Linked DNA regions of Homo sapiens: regions 1, 2, 3, 4 and 5 are each linked to region 6. A link is a contact called in ENCODE Hi-C or POLR2A ChIA-PET data. All regions are on one chromosome and are shown on one strand. Each heading gives the region's core, a stretch centred on a gene start or an enhancer-like site at or near the end of the contact. The rest is flanking DNA. Distances are from core to core; before and after follow the strand shown.

Evidence for each region. A loop is a pair of places that touch in the nucleus more often than their neighbours do. ChIA-PET counts read pairs that join two places held with the same protein, here RNA polymerase II (POLR2A). Pooled maps may share reads with other maps.
Region 1: a map of CD4-positive, alpha-beta T cell shows a loop between it and region 6 (30-fold over the local background). The contact joins the promoter of EWSR1 here to the promoter of MTFP1 in region 6. A Hi-C loop is called at or near these places in 8 of 168 maps with a recorded cell type or tissue (CD4-positive, alpha-beta T cell, CD4-positive, alpha-beta memory T cell, OCI-LY7 and 5 more), 12 of 37 single-sample maps with no recorded cell type and 19 of 50 pooled maps. POLR2A ChIA-PET finds 5 or more read pairs at or near these places in 2 of 52 experiments (CD4-positive, alpha-beta T cell and K562).
Region 2: a map of CD8-positive, alpha-beta T cell shows a loop between it and region 6 (30-fold over the local background). The contact joins the promoter of DEPDC5 here to the promoter of MTFP1 in region 6. A Hi-C loop is called at or near these places in 1 of 168 maps with a recorded cell type or tissue (CD8-positive, alpha-beta T cell), 3 of 37 single-sample maps with no recorded cell type and 13 of 50 pooled maps.
Region 3: a map of naive thymus-derived CD4-positive, alpha-beta T cell shows a loop between it and region 6 (5-fold over the local background). The contact joins the promoter of EIF4ENIF1 here to the promoter of MTFP1 in region 6. A Hi-C loop is called at or near these places in 1 of 168 maps with a recorded cell type or tissue (naive thymus-derived CD4-positive, alpha-beta T cell), 2 of 37 single-sample maps with no recorded cell type and 10 of 50 pooled maps. POLR2A ChIA-PET finds 5 or more read pairs at or near these places in 1 of 52 experiments (activated CD8-positive, alpha-beta memory T cell).
Region 4: a loop to region 6 is called in a map of OCI-LY7, with 5 times the contacts of the local background. The contact joins the promoter of AP1B1 here to the promoter of MTFP1 in region 6. A Hi-C loop is called at or near these places in 2 of 168 maps with a recorded cell type or tissue (OCI-LY7 and endothelial cell of umbilical vein) and 12 of 50 pooled maps. POLR2A ChIA-PET finds 5 or more read pairs at or near these places in 1 of 52 experiments (B cell).
Region 5: a loop to region 6 is called in a pooled map, with 10 times the contacts of the local background. The contact joins the promoter of PISD here to the promoter of MTFP1 in region 6. A Hi-C loop is called at or near these places in 1 of 168 maps with a recorded cell type or tissue (CD4-positive, alpha-beta memory T cell) and 6 of 50 pooled maps. POLR2A ChIA-PET finds 5 or more read pairs at or near these places in 2 of 52 experiments (MCF 10A and SK-N-SH).

The regions. Positions count from the first base shown.
Region 1 is chr22:29,266,831-29,269,530 of GRCh38, reverse strand. EWSR1 (EWS RNA binding protein 1) reads right to left here and starts at 1,263. Exons shown (of 17, transcript NM_005243.4): 1 at 1,182-1,263. The coding sequence starts at 1,194. It overlaps RHBDD3 (rhomboid domain containing 3), which reads left to right and starts at 1,550. Exons shown (of 7, transcript NM_012265.3): 1 at 1,550-1,783; 2 at 1,954-2,105. RefSeq lists a silencer at 918-1,007 and enhancers at 1,178-1,237, 1,348-1,407, 800-1,671.
Region 2 is chr22:31,752,689-31,755,388 of GRCh38, reverse strand. DEPDC5 (DEP domain containing 5, GATOR1 subcomplex subunit) reads right to left here and starts at 1,370. Exons shown (of 43, transcript NM_001242896.3): 1 at 1,225-1,370; 2 at 410-527. The coding sequence starts at 467. RefSeq lists a silencer at 1,296-1,605.
Region 3 is chr22:31,488,535-31,491,234 of GRCh38, reverse strand. It overlaps EIF4ENIF1 (eukaryotic translation initiation factor 4E nuclear import factor 1), which reads left to right and starts at 1,393. Exons shown (of 19, transcript NM_019843.4): 1 at 1,393-1,541; 2 at 2,490-2,612. The coding sequence starts at 2,517. RefSeq lists enhancers at 379-438, 838-1,460, 1,461-2,084 and silencers at 989-1,638, 1,719-2,008.
Region 4 is chr22:29,387,228-29,389,927 of GRCh38, reverse strand. It overlaps AP1B1 (adaptor related protein complex 1 subunit beta 1), which reads left to right and starts at 1,358. Exons shown (of 23, transcript NM_001127.4): 1 at 1,358-1,504. It also overlaps a transcript of RFPL1 not described here.
Region 5 is chr22:31,660,777-31,663,476 of GRCh38, reverse strand. PISD (phosphatidylserine decarboxylase) reads left to right here and starts at 1,262. Exons shown (of 8, transcript NM_001326411.2): 1 at 1,262-1,333. The coding sequence starts at 1,269. RefSeq lists enhancers at 1,222-1,521, 1,762-1,811, 1,029-2,228, 2,202-2,341, 1,637-2,530 and 1 more.
Region 6 is chr22:30,424,458-30,427,157 of GRCh38, reverse strand. MTFP1 (mitochondrial fission process 1) reads right to left here and starts at 1,390. Exons shown (of 4, transcript NM_016498.5): 1 at 1,212-1,390; 2 at 314-441. The coding sequence starts at 1,278. It overlaps SEC14L2 (SEC14 like lipid binding 2), which reads right to left. Exons shown (of 12, transcript NM_012429.5): 12 at 1,855-2,700. RefSeq lists enhancers at 11-571, 572-1,130.

The DNA of each region.
Region 1 (2,700 bases), core at 14-2,513, 1.2 Mb after region 6:
TGGAACCAGGTGGCCTGAGAATACCCCCGGGGCAAAAATGCTCCACCCTGCCAATTTTCGCGGGTTAGTGTACCCACAGATTGCGAACTGCAGGTGATGGCTAGGCGACACTCTTAAACGCTCCTTCCATCAAGGACCACTCTACTCCCATTTTGGAGTTCCCAACCGGGGCTTGCTTGCAAGTGCCTTTAAGATTGCTTCTACTGGCCTTTTTTCCCCTCTCCTCTGTCGACCTACGAAATCAACAGGCCTGCCGGCCTAACGCAGGCGAATAAACGTGCGAGGCCACTGCTGAAACATAATTCAAATGAAGGCTCGGCCTTTTGTTCCTCCTAGGTCAGAGAGACCAGAAATATCTTTCTGGTAGCGTTTCTCGTCTCTCGACCCAGGCTGGCCTTATTATACAACGGATGTCCCTCGGCGTTTGCAGAAAAAGGGCCCTGGGAAGCCACTTAATTGGTTTTGGGGGAGGGGAGGACGTGGATTAATAACGATAAAAATGGAGAAGCCCAAGAAAGCGGCAAACTGGGGGCCCTGGAGGAGGGAAGCACATTCTGTCTAAAGCCCAGGCGAGCAGAAGTTCGGCTTGGGGCTGGAAGCCACAGAGGGGGCAGCTCGGCAGCGCCAGACGCCCCAGCCGACTGGGTCTTAAGGATGACGGGGCTCCCGCTCATAGGCCGGCACCCCTCGGCCCACAAATCCACGGTATCTTTATTTGCTTTTTCCCCTGGTTTCTCAGGAAACCCTGAAAACGGGGAGGGAGGCCTCACAGGGACAGCAGCCTGCGGGCCCCCCGGCGGTTTCATAGTGACCGGCTTGAGGCCTGGCCAAATCCTCCCCTTCACGCAGGGCCTCGAAGGCCGCAGGCCCCGCCCACGTGGCGGGAGGCCCGGAGCTCAGGGCGCGAGGACCGCCACACAATGGAGGCCAAGGCGGGCCCCGCGCGCCCCCGCCGCAGCAAGCCCCCCGCGCGCCACGGGCGCCGGAAGATTCCAGAACCGGCCCGCCCGGTTGGGGGAGGGGAGAGGAATGCGGATCCCCGAGCTCGTCGGGCCGCGGCGGGTGCCTCAACCCCCTCTCGGCAACTCCACTCAGTCTTCCCAGCCAAGCCCAGAGACGAACGACCCCCAGTTTGGGCGTTCCGGCTACCGCCGGCGCGACCGCAGTTCCACCATACTCACCCGTGGACGCCATTTTCTCTCCTTCCTCCTCGTTCTCTCAACGTCCGTCTCCCTCTCGCTTTCCCTCTAGGCGCCGCACTGCGCAGGCGCAAATCTCGCAACCCCGGGCGCGACCATCGGGCCAGGCCACGGGGGTGGGGTCAGGAGGGATGAACCACCGCTTACTCGTTCTTCGCGTCCGCAACTCTTGTCCCAGTCCTCTCTAAAGAGCGCCCGACGTGACACTCGGGCCAAAATAGCATCTAAGGGGCCAGAGCGGGGGTGAGCGGGTCTCAGCGTGAAACCGGAGAGGCTCTCAGCACGAGACTAGGCTGTTTGGAATGGTTCCGTCCGCTGGCTCTAGGGACGGTCGCTGAAGAGTCGGCCCTGCAGGGAGACGGAGATCGGCGGGAGGGCTGGGGGAAGGGACCCGGACTAGAACAACTGCTGACTAATCCGCGGGCCGCGGGGAATGGGTGGCGCGCCAGCCGGTCGGCAGGGGTCACGCGGCCGGGTGTGCGCGGAATGGATTCAGGGTTCTCGGGTCGCGCCCGGGAGCTAGAGTCCTGACTCCCAGCCGGGGTCCCCGACCGGCCTTTCGGGGTTGCCGGGCGCGCTCTGCAGTGAGTACCCGGGACGCGTGGCCCGGGCCAGCGGGGAAGGGTCCCCAAGGCCGGTCGGCTGGGTGGGAGGCCTCGAACGCCGTGCCTGGCCCCGAGACCCTATCCCCGGTAACGGTCGAGGTGGAGCAGGCCCTTTAATCATCCCTCATCCGATATCCTTGTTTCTACAGAAGGGGAAACTGAGGCCCAAGGAAATTGAGTATCTCTGCAAAGTCACCAGCTGAGTTCGAACCAGACAGATCCTGGGACCCCCTACTCTATCCGCCACCGGAAGAATCTCCGTCCTTGTCTTTCCATTCTGCCCTCCCGGCTTCCCAGTAAGGTAGGCAGGGCCTGGTGGTGCACTGCCCCGTTTCATAGATTGAAGAAAGTGAGGTCCAGGGGGCTCAAGTCCCAGTTCCGAGTGTCCACGGGTAAGCCCTTCACCCTTGCTAAGGTGCCCAGAGCTGGGGAATGGTTGTGAGGTGTCGATGCAGGAGGAGGTTTACGGTGGGTGCCTTGGCCCCAAACCCTGCCTCCAGGCAAGGCTGACCCTGCCCACCTTCCTGGACCTCTAGCCCCAGCCCCCTAGGTGGATGCCCGGGTCCGCGAAGGGCAGGGTTCACCTTCAAATCCCTCGGCAGGACCAGGAGCCAAGCTAGTGTCCTTTTTTCAGTGAACATATATAAAGCACTGGCTGTGTGCTGTGAATACCCTGGGGAATGTGGGGTTGGATCAGAGGAGCCATGAGCTCAGACCACCTGCCTAGGGAGACAGACTGGCCAAGCTGTGCTCCTAAGGATAAGATCCATGATGTTAGGGGGCCAGAGGAGGGGAAGGGATATTTGAGCTGGGCTTCCAAGGGTGAAATAGGAGTTTGCCTGCTGGCAAAATGGAGGGAAGGACAATGCAGGCAGAGGAGCTTTCCACATTTTTCC
Region 2 (2,700 bases), core at 121-2,620, 1.3 Mb before region 6:
CAGGCAAAGGTTCATGCTTTGATCATACCTGCTCTATGCACATCTATGCCACTTCTCTCTCACTCAATGTAAAAACTGATAAACGATTTTAGTTTCTCTTATCTGCCAAACCAGTGCAGGCTGGAATTTTATGGAACATACACGGAAGATTTGTAATTAATAATGCAATTCAACAAATGAAGGGTAGTAAACCGGCAGCATTCACAATGTTCCTTAAAAGTCTGAATGCAAATGCATTAGAAGGGTCCTGCCATCCTCCTATTGTTACTGTATGACAGTTGCTGCTTTAGTCTGTTTAGTCGCCTGTTTAGCCTCAATTGTCACACGAGTCAGTGTGTAATTTCTAGGTATTGCACACACCAGAACCTCAGCCAACTTACAAAACCTCTAAAGACCAATCGATACTGACCACTGCCCCCAAAGCCCTTCTTGTGGATGACGAGTTTGTAGACCTTTGTTGTTCTCATCTTGCACTGTTTTTCCCTTTAGCTGTTCCAAGCTTGGGGCAGAGAAGTCATCTTGCCTCCCTGCCACAGAAATACAAACGAAAAGGTTGGAATGTCAGATTTTTCCTTGCAACCACTCTTTGATTTTAGGCCAGTGAAGATACTGGTGTTCCTCTGCTGTGAAGTGGTGCCAAGTGACTCTCGGAAGAAGTCACTCCTCCAGTTACAAGGAGCGATGGAGAACAAATAGAACCACAGAATCCAGGAACTAAGGGGAATTCGGGCCAGGGGCTAGTCAAACCTAGGAGAAGATATTCTATCACACCCCCATAGGGGAAGCATTGCGCTGAATGGGTGCTCATCACCTTGTCTCCATCTACACCAATAACACCCAAATAGTAAAGAGATCTTAAAAGAGGTTAGCCCACTCATTTTGTAGATGATGAAAGTGTGACTCCGGGCAAGGGACTTGCTCAAGGTCACTCGAGACTTAAGAGACACTCCCACCATTCTCGTTTTGCTGCCAATGTCCTGAGCAAGGCAACCACAAAGAGGAGGAAGGCAGAAGTTCCTTCCCCAAACCTCGGTCTGTGCGAACTCTCAGCAGACCTTCCCTGACTCCGTTTCACAGCTGAGGCCGTTGAGGCTCAGAGAGGGAGAGAGACTTGTCCAAGGTCACACAGCGGAATGGGGATGGAGCCTGGAACTCGAACCTGGGCCAAGGTCCCCTATCTCAAGCCCCCCCAATCCCCAGTCCGGGGCGGGCAGCTCCACTCACCGAAGCTCTAGAGCCCCTTCCCGCCTCTGGCCGGGGCACTGAGGGCTGGACCCTCTCCAGGTTCCCTGCGCCTCCTCCAGATACCCCGCCTACGCCCGCGCGGCCCGCGCTGTTCCGCCCCTAAGCCTGAAGCGCCTACTAGGCCCGCCCCGACCGTGTAGCGCTCACCTGAGAACCCGCGCCGCTCCGGTGGCTCCGCCCCGGGGCCCCGCCTCCTTCCCGCCCTCGCGCCCCCGCGCCGCTCTCGCCGGGCCTCCGTCTCGTCTCGGTGGCCGCACCACTTCCTCATCCGGGGCTCGAGCCGGGGGCGGGGCGTCGTGTGCGGCCTCTTCCTTGGGCCACCTCCTGGCGTTTCCTGCCCTCGAGCACTAGAGCCTCCCGCCCCACGGAGGAAATCCATTTCCTCCTAGTCTATCCGAAGTAGATCCATGGCCACAGAGCTTCGTTTCCGACTCAGTGATCTCCCCACAGGGGAAACGAGATCCGTCAGAGCTCCGTTTTCTGTTATATGAACGAGGTTAATGACTCATGTGGCCTCATTGGGCAGCTAAGAGGCGCCAACGAGAGTTTCTGGGAGGACTTCTGTAAAATGCAAGGGGCTGAGCACGCGAGAGTTAGGGTGATGGCCTCTGCTGGGAAGTGTCCACTTACGGGGGGCTTTTCAAACCCTTGCAAACTCTAAACGACGTTCTGCGCCCCTCAGGTTATTAATAAGAATGGCTGCCGTGGCTTCATAGTCCTTATGTAATCATTGCATCCCTATTACCTGATGGATGCAGGAGGCAGATACTATCCTATTTCACAAACCAGGAAACAGCCTGAGGACACAAAACCCTTCAGAAGGAAGCAAGGACGAATCCTGACCCGTTCCCAGAACGGGGCCTTTAACCAACATCCTTTGGTCATACCCAGGGCACTGCCTAAACTCGCGTCTGTCAGGATATCTTTCTCTCCAAGCAGAAAACCAGAGAGCTGGGTGGGCTGGGTCAGGCTCTGGCCAAGGACTCCTGACAATTGCCAGCTCCGCCTGCTGCCACTGATACCCCCGCCCCCTAGTCCAGTCCACCGTTTCTGACCTGAGCGGCAGCAACTCGATAGGGACTCCCTGCTTCCCCTCTTGAAGCCAGAGAGACCTTATAACTAGAATCGGTGTCTTGGGTCACGCCTCTCCTCTGCTGCTTCTAATCACACTGACTGCTAAATCTAAACGACACAGCACTTGTCTTAAATTTCTTTATATCTTTAATACTAACAGTGCCCATTTCTTACGGATTTGGAAAACTTAAAAATGTTGAAAGAAAAAACATGTTACACTGTAGTGAAAGATTCTGCAGTGGACCAAGGGGACCCTGGGACAGGACAAGCAACGTTCTTAAGCATGGATGCCTTTATGTTGGGACTCAGGAGAAGTTAGGTAAATAATGCAAGTGTTAAGTAATTGCAATTTTTTTGTTTGTTTGTTTTTTTGTTTTTGTT
Region 3 (2,700 bases), core at 144-2,643, 1.1 Mb before region 6:
CTTTATGGGTTATATATGGTTTTTTACCCACCTTATCCTGTTTAATCTTAACTGCCCCATGAGCAGGTTATATCATCTTCGCAATTTCACAGGTAAAACTAAGAATCAATAGACTAACTCTCCATAGCTTGTAGGAGGTGGCAGAGATGAGAATGCAAACTCAGGCCTGATGTGCAAGTGTTTCCCTCTGCCTCTTGCCTGTAAAAAAACAGTTTGTAAGAAACACACTTTATTCAGTAATACAAACGAAAAGTTTTCTGTTGCCAAGATTCACAAGAAGGGAGCTGAGTTAGTGGTCACTCACTGCCCAACACCCTAATTTCACAAGTGAAGTGAAGTTCCAACAAAGTAGGCCTCTTGGAAGAAATGTAGACGTTGCTGTCCTTTAACCAGGAAAATTGCGTTCTCGGGACTTCACGCCTATGTATCGCTTCACACCAACGCTGCGCAGTACCACAGGGCAGAAATGGGTGCTTGTGGTATTCCAGCACATAGGACTTCCTCCCCAGGATGCAGTTACCCACACTGCTCACATATTTGCATTTCTGTGGCCCCCTGTCAGCCTGAGTCTGCACTACGTGGTAAGCACTTGACATTCGCCGTCTCATTTCCCCAACTCCACTCGCACTTCCCCTTTCTGTGCAGGCTAAGGACAGATTCAGGTTACCGGAGGGAAACAACATTTCAATGAATTTGTTAGTCGCCTTTATCGCTATCAAAGCCAATCGTGACAAGTTTGTCTTTTAATGCAGCAACCAGTACTCGCGCATAAGCCTCATAGATTTACAGAGGCCATTTTAGAAACACGACCGAAACTTAGGTTAAGTCAGCTTTGCCTAAGATCACGCCACTCGCAAAACAGCTGAGGTTCGAACCCGCACTGGGAAGGCTCGGAAGACCCCAATCTCCTATCTCAAATTCCCACTGCCGAAGCCCCACGGTTCTCTGCCTATGCGAACCATGCAAATACAGCGGTCGTCGCGCCACAGGCCGTGCTAGCCGCCAGCCCAGCCCCATCTAGCCACCGCCTCCGGGAGAGTGGCGTGCCGCGAGTCGCGGGTCCCAAGTGCCGTCCGCTCTGCCCTGCAGCGCGCGTGGGAACGCGGCGGCGGTGGCCTCTGGGCTGCCCACGGCGACCGCCTGCGCGCACGGGAGCGGGTTTCCGCTATCCCCACCGTGGCCTCCTCCTCGCCGCCACCACCTTCCCACCCCCCGGCCCGCGCAGGGGCTGGCGTCCGGGAAGCGCGCGGCGATGCTTCTTTTTCGCCCGGCACCGCTGCAGCCACCTCACATCCGGGCGCGCGGCGGGGAAGGCGGCGCCGGGGCCAGGGTGCGTGGAGGGAGTTATTAAGGGGGAGGGGGCCGAAGAGGAGGGGCGGAGGGCCGGGCTGCAGTTACGGCGGCTGAAGAGAGACAGCCCAAGCCGGTCGGGGTGGGGGCGCGAGAGCGAAGGCTGCGGGGAGCGGCGCTGGGACCGGTGCGGGCAGCGGGGAGGGGAGCGGCGGCCGAGGCAAAGGGCCGCCGAGCGGCGGAGGCACCGAGTAAGGGTCGGCGGCGGTGGCGGCTGGGTCCGGGGCACCGCGCGCCCGGTGCTCCCGGGTGTAGAAGGGGCGCGGGCGCATTGCTCCCGGGGTCGCGTGCGTGAGCGCGGGCGCCGGGGCGCCCGCAGGGGGTGGGCAGGGGCGCGAGGCCCGCAAGGCGGCCGGCGGGTAGCCGGCGGGCTGGCTGGCGGGGACCGAGCCGCCGGGCCGGGGAGGACGGCTGCGGGCCTGCGCTAGCTCCAGCTTGAAGCGCCCGGGCCGGGAGATTCGGCCTCCCTCCTCCCTGCGGCCGGCCGCCCCTCAGTGAGTACGGTCTCCGCCCTTCCTCCGAAGGAGGCCGCTGGGCCCGGGCCTGCGTGAGGGGCTGCGGGTTGGGGTCGCGGCCCGGGGAAGCCAAGTTTCGGAGCTGAAGCCGGTGCTCGCCCTTTCCTTGCCATCGGCGCCCCTGACATGGCCACAGGTGCGGCTGGCCTGGCGAGGGGCGCTCGGGCCCCGTCCCCAGTCCCTGATCGCCGGATAACAAGGGGCAGCTGGCGCCGTCCATTGGCAAGTGACAGGCACTTTCCAACAGACTTCGCGGGTTCCCAGCCTAACCAGTCTTCTACCTGCCCCCACTCCGGGAAACTTCCCCACCAGTCTTGAAAGATCCCCATGGGTGGCAGCTACTAATCTTGGTTTCTCTTGTGTTAAAGCTGCTTAAAGGTTATATACCTTGAATTGGGCACCTTCTACTTTTTACCATGTTGATGCTTAGGATACTAGGAAAGAGAACTGAGTACCAATGATTCTATCTCCAAGTTCTAATTTATAGCATAATTTTGGGGTGGGGACTTGTTTTTAACACTAGCTGTTTTGAGAGATTAAAAAGTTTCAGCTTCTGAAGAAACAGCCAAGATTTCTGAAAACTTACTGTTCTCGGTGACAATTTTGTGCCGATTTATCTTCCAGGTGCAGAGCATTGTAGACCAAGGAGCCATGGATAGGAGAAGTATGGGTGAAACAGAAAGTGGAGATGCTTTCCTTGACCTGAAGAAGCCTCCTGCCTCCAAATGCCCCCATCGCTATACAAAAGTAAGGTTTGCCACTAATGAAATAGTGTTTCTTTTTAGGTGGCGAAGTTAGTAACATTGTATAACTATTTCATTCCTATTAAGTGGTA
Region 4 (2,700 bases), core at 109-2,608, 1.0 Mb after region 6:
ACTTGGGAGGCCCAGGCAGGAGAATCGCTTGAACCTGGGAGGCAGAGGTTGCAGTGAGCCAAAATCACGACACTGCACTCCAGTCCGGGCAACAGAGCGAGACCCTGTCTCAAAACAAACAAACAAAAAAAAACAAATGATCTATCAAGTTTGGAAGAATATTCACCAAAATATTAAAAGTGATTGTCTTAGGTCAGTGGGATTGCAGATGGTTTTTTTCTTTTTTCTTTTTTTTTTTTTTTGAGACGGAGTCTTGCTCTGTCGCCCAGGCTGGAGTGCAGTGGTGTGATGTCGGCTCACTGCAAGCTCTGCCTCCCGGGTTCACGCCATTCTCCTGCCTCAGCCTCCTGAGTAGCTGGGACTACAGGCGCCTGCCACCACACCCGGCTAATATTTTGTGTTTTTAGTAGAGACGGGGTTTCACCATGTTAACCAGGATGGTCTCGATCTCCTGGCCTTGTGATCCGCCCGCCTCGGCCTCCCAAAGTGCTGGGATTACAGGTGTGAGCCACCATGCCCGGCCATTTTTTTTCTTTTTTTGAGACAGGGTCTGGATCTGTCGCCCAGGCTGGAGTGCAGTGCTGCAATTATAGCTCACTGTAACCTCAACCTCCTGGGCTCAAGCTATTCTCCTGCCTCAGGCTCCCGAGTAGCTGGGACTACAGGTATGAGCCACTGTGTCTGGCTCAAGGTCACTCATCTTAAGAATGGAGGGGTCCAAACTAGAGCTGTAAACCTAGTTTGGACAGAGAGAGACCCCTCTGTAATCCCAGCACTTTGGGAAGCCGAGGCGGGAGGATCTCTCGGGTCCATGATTTCGAGACCAGCCTGAGCAATAAAGTGAGACTCTCTCTACAAAAAATAAATAAGTAAATAATAAGTAATTAGCCGGGCGTAGTGCTGCGCACCTGTGGTCCCAGCTGCTTGGGAGGCTGAGGTGAGAGGATCACCTGAGCCTGGGAGGCGGAGGGTGCAGTGAGCCCAGATCTTCGAGCCACTGCACTCTAGCTTGAGCAACAGAGCAAGACCCTATTTCAAACAAACAAACAAAAAATGAGTGACCTTGAGCAAAACCCTGCCCCTCTTAGAACCTCAGATTTGCCGTCTTTACACAGAAGATGGACTTCAAACTCCCTACGACCTTGCCCGGCCCCCTCACGCTGAATTGGCTAGCGGGATGGTTTCCCAAGGGCTCTGCGGGAGACTGCAGCATAGCAGCGCCGCGGCTGCCGAGGGGTTAATACCGTTGGGCTCTTCCCCTTTTCTTGCCCCGCCCCACGGGCACCACCCCCGCCAGGGTTGTACCCTTGACCCCGCCTTCAGGCCTTGCGTCCACCGGAAGTACCCGCGCGCGGGCAGCTCACTTCCGCCCGGCAGGTGACAGCCGCGGGGCTCCGAGCCGCCGGCAGCCCGGACGCACCGGGAGAGCGAGAGGTGGAGGCCGCGGACATTTTGGTGCCAAGCCGAACCGAGCCGGGGCGCCGGGAGCTATTGGGACCTGCGGGTGAGGAAGCGGGGACCCGGGCGAGCCAGGAGAAGAAGTGGGGCGAGGGGTCAGGGGTCCTAGGTGAGGGGTTTGCGGGGTCAGAGGTCATGAAGAGGACGCGGCGCTGCAGGGGCGCGAGCGACGTCCCCAGCCAGAGGAGGAGGAAGGGCTGAGGGTTCGTTCATTCATTCGCGCCCACTTGGCCGCCGGCCTGTTCCTCGGCCGCCCCATACCCGCAGCACCTCCTGGGGCTTCCGCCCGGAGAGACAGGACTTAGGCCCCGAGGAATTCCCCACTGGCCTGAGGGAAAACTCTTCGGGCTCTGATTTCCTCTTTCGGACTCACCTCCATGGCCATCCTGAGGCCTCCTCGTTGTTCAGGGCGTTATCTCTTTGCCAAGGTTGAAAAAGAAGAAAGAAAAAAAAACTAGAAAACGGTCCCGTGCCGCCCGCCTCCGGCTAGGCACTGGCTTGGTCTTGTTTGTTGGAGCCTCTAAGACAAGTTAACTGAATGGAGACACCGGTGATAATGCTGCAAAATAACGAGGGAGATGCTTGCTAGTGGCTATCGAGTCCCTTCTGTGTACCGGGCACTGTGCTAAGCACTTTCCTTACAATGACACATTTAAACTTCACAGCAACCTTTGTGGGGATTAAATATCCCTATTTTATCGATGAGGACCCTGAGGCACAGAGAGGTTAAATCCCACATGTAAGGTCATTCGGGTAGTAGAGGCAAGGCCAGGTTTTCTGCCAGGCTGTCAGAGACCTGCAAAGTACAGAGACAAAGGAAAGACTGGAGTTAAGGTTGGGGTGTAGGGGATATTTAAGACTTTTAGCCAGACATGGTGGCTCACGCCTGTAATCCCAGCACTTTGGGAAGCTGAGGCGGGTGGATCGTGAGGTCAGGAGTTCAAGACCAGCCTGACCAACATGGTGAAACCCTGTCTCCAATAAAAATACAAAAATTAGCCAGACATGGTGGCGTACGCCTGTAATCCCAGCTACTTGGGAGGCTGAGGCAGGAGAATCGCTTGAACCCAGGAGGTGGAGGTTGCAGTGAGCCGAGATCGTGCGACTGCACTCCAGCCTGGGCCACGGAGTGAGACTCCGTCTCAAAAAAAAAAAAAAAAAAAAGATTTTTAGCTGCCGTTGTATTTATTTGGATTTATGTCACGATGTAGCCTTATTGCTTTTTGTCTGATCTTCATAAGG
Region 5 (2,700 bases), core at 13-2,512, 1.2 Mb before region 6:
TACACAGAAATACCTGCAGGGACCAGGGAGCATATTCCTCCTCCTGTCAAATGCCTGGTGAAGGCAACTGTGATTATCAGCTTAGCAGATGAAAAAGTAGGGCTGCATTCCTTCAGTTGTTGGACCCAAATTCTGCCAGATTCTGACAAAGGGCTTAAAAGGAAGAATGTTTAGGCCAGGTGCGGTGGCTCACGCTTGTAATCCCAGCATTTTGAGAAGCCGAGGCGGGCGGATCACGAGGTCAGGAGATCGAGACCATCCTGGCTAACATGGTGAAACCCCGTCTCTACGAAAAATATATATAAAAAAATTAGCCGGGCGTTGTGGCGGGCGCCTGTAGTCCCAGCTACTCGGGAGGCTGAGGCAGGAGAATGGCGTCAACCCGGGAGGCGGAGCTTGCAGTGAATCGAGATCGCGCCACTGCACTCCAGCCTGGGCGACAATGAGAGACTCTGTCTCAAAAAAAAAAAAAAAAGAAGAAGATGTTTAGGACATGGTTTTTGGAGTCAGAGACGTATGTTCAAATTCTGGCTTCACTATTTTATAGTCTTTGGGCATATGCCCTTTATGTACCCTTGAAGATGTTGCTTAACCTTCCTGAGCCTCAGGTACCTCATCTTTAAAATGGGGATAATGTCTCGGGCCTAGCTGCGAGTCTCTAGTCAGTGCTCAGTAAAAAGTAGCAGACATGATTGAAAACTCGTTTTCCTCTTACAATTGAAGATAGGAACCTTTTCAAGAGCAAGCACCAGGCACCGAATTTAACGACTGGTTGCATTTCTAGGTGATCCAAGACCGTTTGCCCCCGGTCTCCCTGGCAGCACAGCGGTAGGAGATAAGAATGATATGACACCATGCTTGCAAAGTGCTCACAACACACTCCGGCGCTTAAAAAACGAGAGCTGAGTCATGGATGCCCAGTTTCCCCATCCGTAAAATGAGCAAGTTCGATCACTTGAAACGACATTCTTGGATCTTGGATGACTCAGATTTTCCAGGTACATGAGGAAAGGCACCCAGAGGGAAGGAGGAGGAGTGGCAGTGCTGCGACCAAGCCCAGGTTTAGCGAAACCTACAGCTCCACTAGTTCCCCTACCTCCGCAGGTGCCAAGCGGGTTAGGTGGGGAGTAGCCACAGGGCGGAGCTTAGTCGGCTCCGCCCCCAACCCGCGCTTTTCTCATTGGCCCACTGAACTCGAGACTCGTGACGCCTTAAGCGTGCGCCCAGCGTGTGAAGGGGGCGTGGCACGCTGAGAAGGAGCAGACAAGATGGCGACGTCCGTGGGGCACCGATGTCTGGGATTACTGCACGGGGTCGCGCCGTGGCGGAGCAGGTATAGCAGCGCGGAGAGACTACCTTGGGGCGTGGGGCAACCTGGACCAAGCTGGGGTCTGAAGAGAGATGTTTCTGTGTCGCGGGCTCGCTCTGAGGCGAGCTCGGGTGGAGACGGAGCCACCTTCACCTCGAGCTTAGGAGCAGGTGCGACTGCTCCTGCGTAGGGCGGTCCGGATTTACTTAGGGTGTGGCCTAGAAGCTCGCGCTTTGCCCTTTCCAGCTAGGTGGAAGTTCACGAGGGACAAAAATCAGATGAAATAGGCTACCTGCCCGTCTCTTGAGTCGAGGCAGGGCTTTCAGATGTTCAGATGCCATTTTCTCGTGTGTTCGTTTTCGTAGAAGGAATGATGTCCTGTGGGAAGGACACTAGATTGAGTGTCAGGCAACTTTCATTTCTGGATCTTAGTCTTTGAAGCTAGAGGGTTAGGTTAGGTAATCTCAAAACAATATGTTATGGGGCTAGAGTCTTGGTTACCCTTGTGACCCCCAGCTGTTAGATTCTTAGAAATGTGGGAGACTTGAGGGGTCTTCTGAGTCCAGCTGTCTCTCTTTGGAGTTAATGAGATTGAGGCTCCGAGAGAGGGAGGGATTTGCTCAAGTTCACCTAGCCAGTTTGTAGCAGAGCCCGGACCCCCATCAAGGTACCCCCTCACGCGACGATCTTTCTCTCAGGCTGCCCGCCGTGAGGGCAGTGGTTATACAGAAAATAGCTTAGAGCATTTGGAGTGTCGGAAAATGGATTAAAATGTAGCTGTGATTCAGAGTCGGCTGCCTGGTGTCATTTCAAAGAGCTAAGATTTGAGAGATGCGCCATACTTGTGTGTTTCCTACAGGGTTCATTTTGTCAGCGTTGATCAGAGGATAACCTATTGTTTTGGGAGGAGACGGACACTGGATTTGGACTGAGAGGGAACAGAAACCATCATTGGTCTTGTTATGAAAGCGTCACTCTTTCATCATTAACTGTACAGAAATGATTATCTCTCAGGAGAGGGCTCTGCATTGTGGTGGTAACTGTTAGAATTTGGGCAGGAGACTTTGTTTTCAATGTTATTACCAGGCGTGCTGTGTATGAGTCAACCCTGAATTCATTTAAAGTGTGTCACAGGCTGGGCGCGGTGGCTCACGCCTGTAACCTCAGCACTTTGGTAGGCCAAGGTGGGTGGATCACTTGAGGTCAGGAGTTCGAGACCAGCCTGGCCAATGTGGTGAAACCCTGTCTCTACTAAAAAATACAAAAATTAGCCGGGCATGGTGGCAGGCACCTGTAATCCCAGCTACTTGGGAGGCTGAGGCAGGAGAATTGCTTGAACCTGGGAGGCGGAGGTTGCAATAAGCCAAGACTGCGCCGCTGGAGTCCAGCCT
Region 6 (2,700 bases), core at 141-2,640:
AGACACTTAATCCAGCTGGGGCAGAGGCAGAAAATCCTGCGACAAGGGGCACGAGGCTAGACCGGGAGGGGCAAGTGGCCAGTGGACTTGTCCGCACCCAGGAGTGGGGTACAGTCTGCCACATCCAGTTCGGGGAGTGGGAGTGTGGGGGCAGGGGTACACTGTCCTACAAACAGGACTGTCTATGGACTGCACTAGGCAAGGTTGTAGGGACTGGAGTGTCCCACAGGGACTTTATCACATGCAAGGCTGTGGACTGAACCACACAAGAAGAGAGCTAGGGTTGGGGGTTGGAAAATAGGCTAACACTCACCTCTCCAGCCTTCTTGCCTTTGTCAATGGCATCCGCCAGCACGTAGGAGCTGGCCACGCCATAGCTCAGCCACACCACCGCCGCTGGCACAAGAGAGCGGAAAGCCTCGCCCACCTCATTGGCATAGCCTGGGGGAGGGAACATTTAATTCCTAGGCTCGCAACTGTTCCACGAGGGGGCGTTGGAGCAGGCTGGTTCTCATCCTAGCCAGCTAAGCAGTCCCTGGGTGACCTTAGGCAAGTGACTTGACCTCTCTGAGCCTCCCTTTCCGAGATGTAAACTGGTGCCATGATGCCCACCTCGGACTCGGGCCACTGAGGGCGGACTGAGCACTGAGTCACTGTTACCATTGCTTATTGGTTAGATTTCCTGGTCTTGGTCCCAGGAGTAACTGCACTAATGAGGTGACAGGCACCCAGAGGGGCAGAGTGATCGAGGGCAGCGCCACTGACCAGACGCTCGCCAAGTGCCAGGGCTTTCTGCGCTTTATCCCATTCCACCCTCGCAACCACCACCCAATGAGAGAGGCCCTCGTGTGTATCTCGTTTGTTTTTTGTTTTGTTTTTGTTTTTTTGCCGAGGAGGAAACTGAGGTTCAGACAGAGCCAGTGCGTGTCAGGACCGAAATGGGAGTGGAGATCCCGACTCCACAGCCAGCCAGAGCGCATGCCAGAGCGGGCAGCCCGCTCACCCCATGGGAGCTTCCGCCCTGGGCGACCCACCAGGGTAGTGTGACCTTGGGCAAGTCCCTAGCCCTGTCTGAGCCCAGTCTCCGGCCCAAAAGCAGAATGAGAACTAAGATCATCCCGCCTCCTCCAGGCCCCGGGCGGGCGTCCGGCGACCCCTGCTTCTCCAGCCCAGTGGTGGTGGGGTCGCCGCGCCCGTCGCCCCGCGCTCACCCAGGTATCGCACCCACGTGTCCCGGTAGAGATCGCGCTCTGCGCCCCGCGGCTGCGGCTCTGACATGACTCTCCCGCCACGGCCCCGGCCACTACAGCCGGTACTGGCTCCACTGCAGTCTCCGCCGCCGGCACTTGGGTCTGCCCGGCCGGGACCCGCCGAAAGTCCCGCGCCGAAGGACAGGTCAGGAAATCTCCGCCAGCAGGGAGCGTCTGCAAATTCCCCCCGCGCACCGAAGCCCCTCTCCCAGGCTCGGGTTTTACAGACTGGTTTTCGTCACGTTTTCTCTGAGCTGTTGGCGCTAATCGCTCCCAGGACTGAGTGTAGGTTTTGGAGCCAAAGAGACAGGGGATCAAGTTGGGGGATGCTACACTGCAAAGCTTGTGACCTCGGGCTTATCCAGCATCTCTTTATTCATTTGTAAAAACGAGGGAGGGACACAGGCTGGGCCCGTTGGCTCACGCCTGTGATCCCAGCACTTTGGGAGGCCGGAGGCGGGAAGATCTCTTGAGCCCAAGGGTTCGAGAACAGCCTGGACAACATAGCGAGACCTCGTCTCTACTAAAAAAAAAAAAAAAAAATTAATGTAATAAATAAAATGGGGAACACAATAGTGTCCACTCCCTAGGATGGTTCCGAGGATTAATTATAACAGTCACCATTTATTGAGTTTATTGCCAGTCTACATGTTCGCTAAAGGACTCTCCATGTCTTACACCTGAAACCCTCCCACCAGCCTGGGAGCCCGTTTTACAGGTGAGAAAATGGAGGCACAGAGAAGGTGGGTCATTTTCCCAGAACACACAGCTGCTAAGTGGTGAAGTTGTGATTTGAATCCAAACAGTGTGGATCCAGATCCCGTGCTCTTAATGCGAGCTCTAAATGAGGCTAGAGGAGTGAACGGTGAGCCCCTGGGAGGTAGGTGCCTGGACTCTGGAGTCCCTTCTCAGCAGTCGCCATGTATAACTAGGAAGCACTCGCATTTAACTGGATCAGTATGTCCCCAGACTGAGCTTCTTGGGGACAGGATGTTGGATGAATTAATTAACGAATGAATGAATCGGGCAAGGGAGACAGAGTTGGGGTTAGTGATTACAACAGGAGGAAGCCTTCCCCCGCTGGACCTCAGTTCACCCAGGTGAGCAATGTGTGCACTTCACTAAGTCTCTGTGACTCCTTGGCGGGTATAATTGAGCGGCGTTGGAGACAATCCTGGGTTCAAATCCTAGCTGTGCCGCCTACTGGCTGTTAGCCTCCCTGAGCCCCAGTTCCCACGTCTGCAAAAAAAATGAGAGTAGCCAACATTGACGAGCACTTACTTATACCAAGCTCTTAAGCGCTTTGCACGGCTTATTTCCTTTAATCTTTGCAACAACCCAAAGTGTAATAGTAAGCACAGGGTTTTTGCGTGATACCCGGTAGGCCTTATTAAGAATTAGCTCTTATTTTCATCAAAGGTAGAGAAAATGAGTAACTATTGAGGCCCCC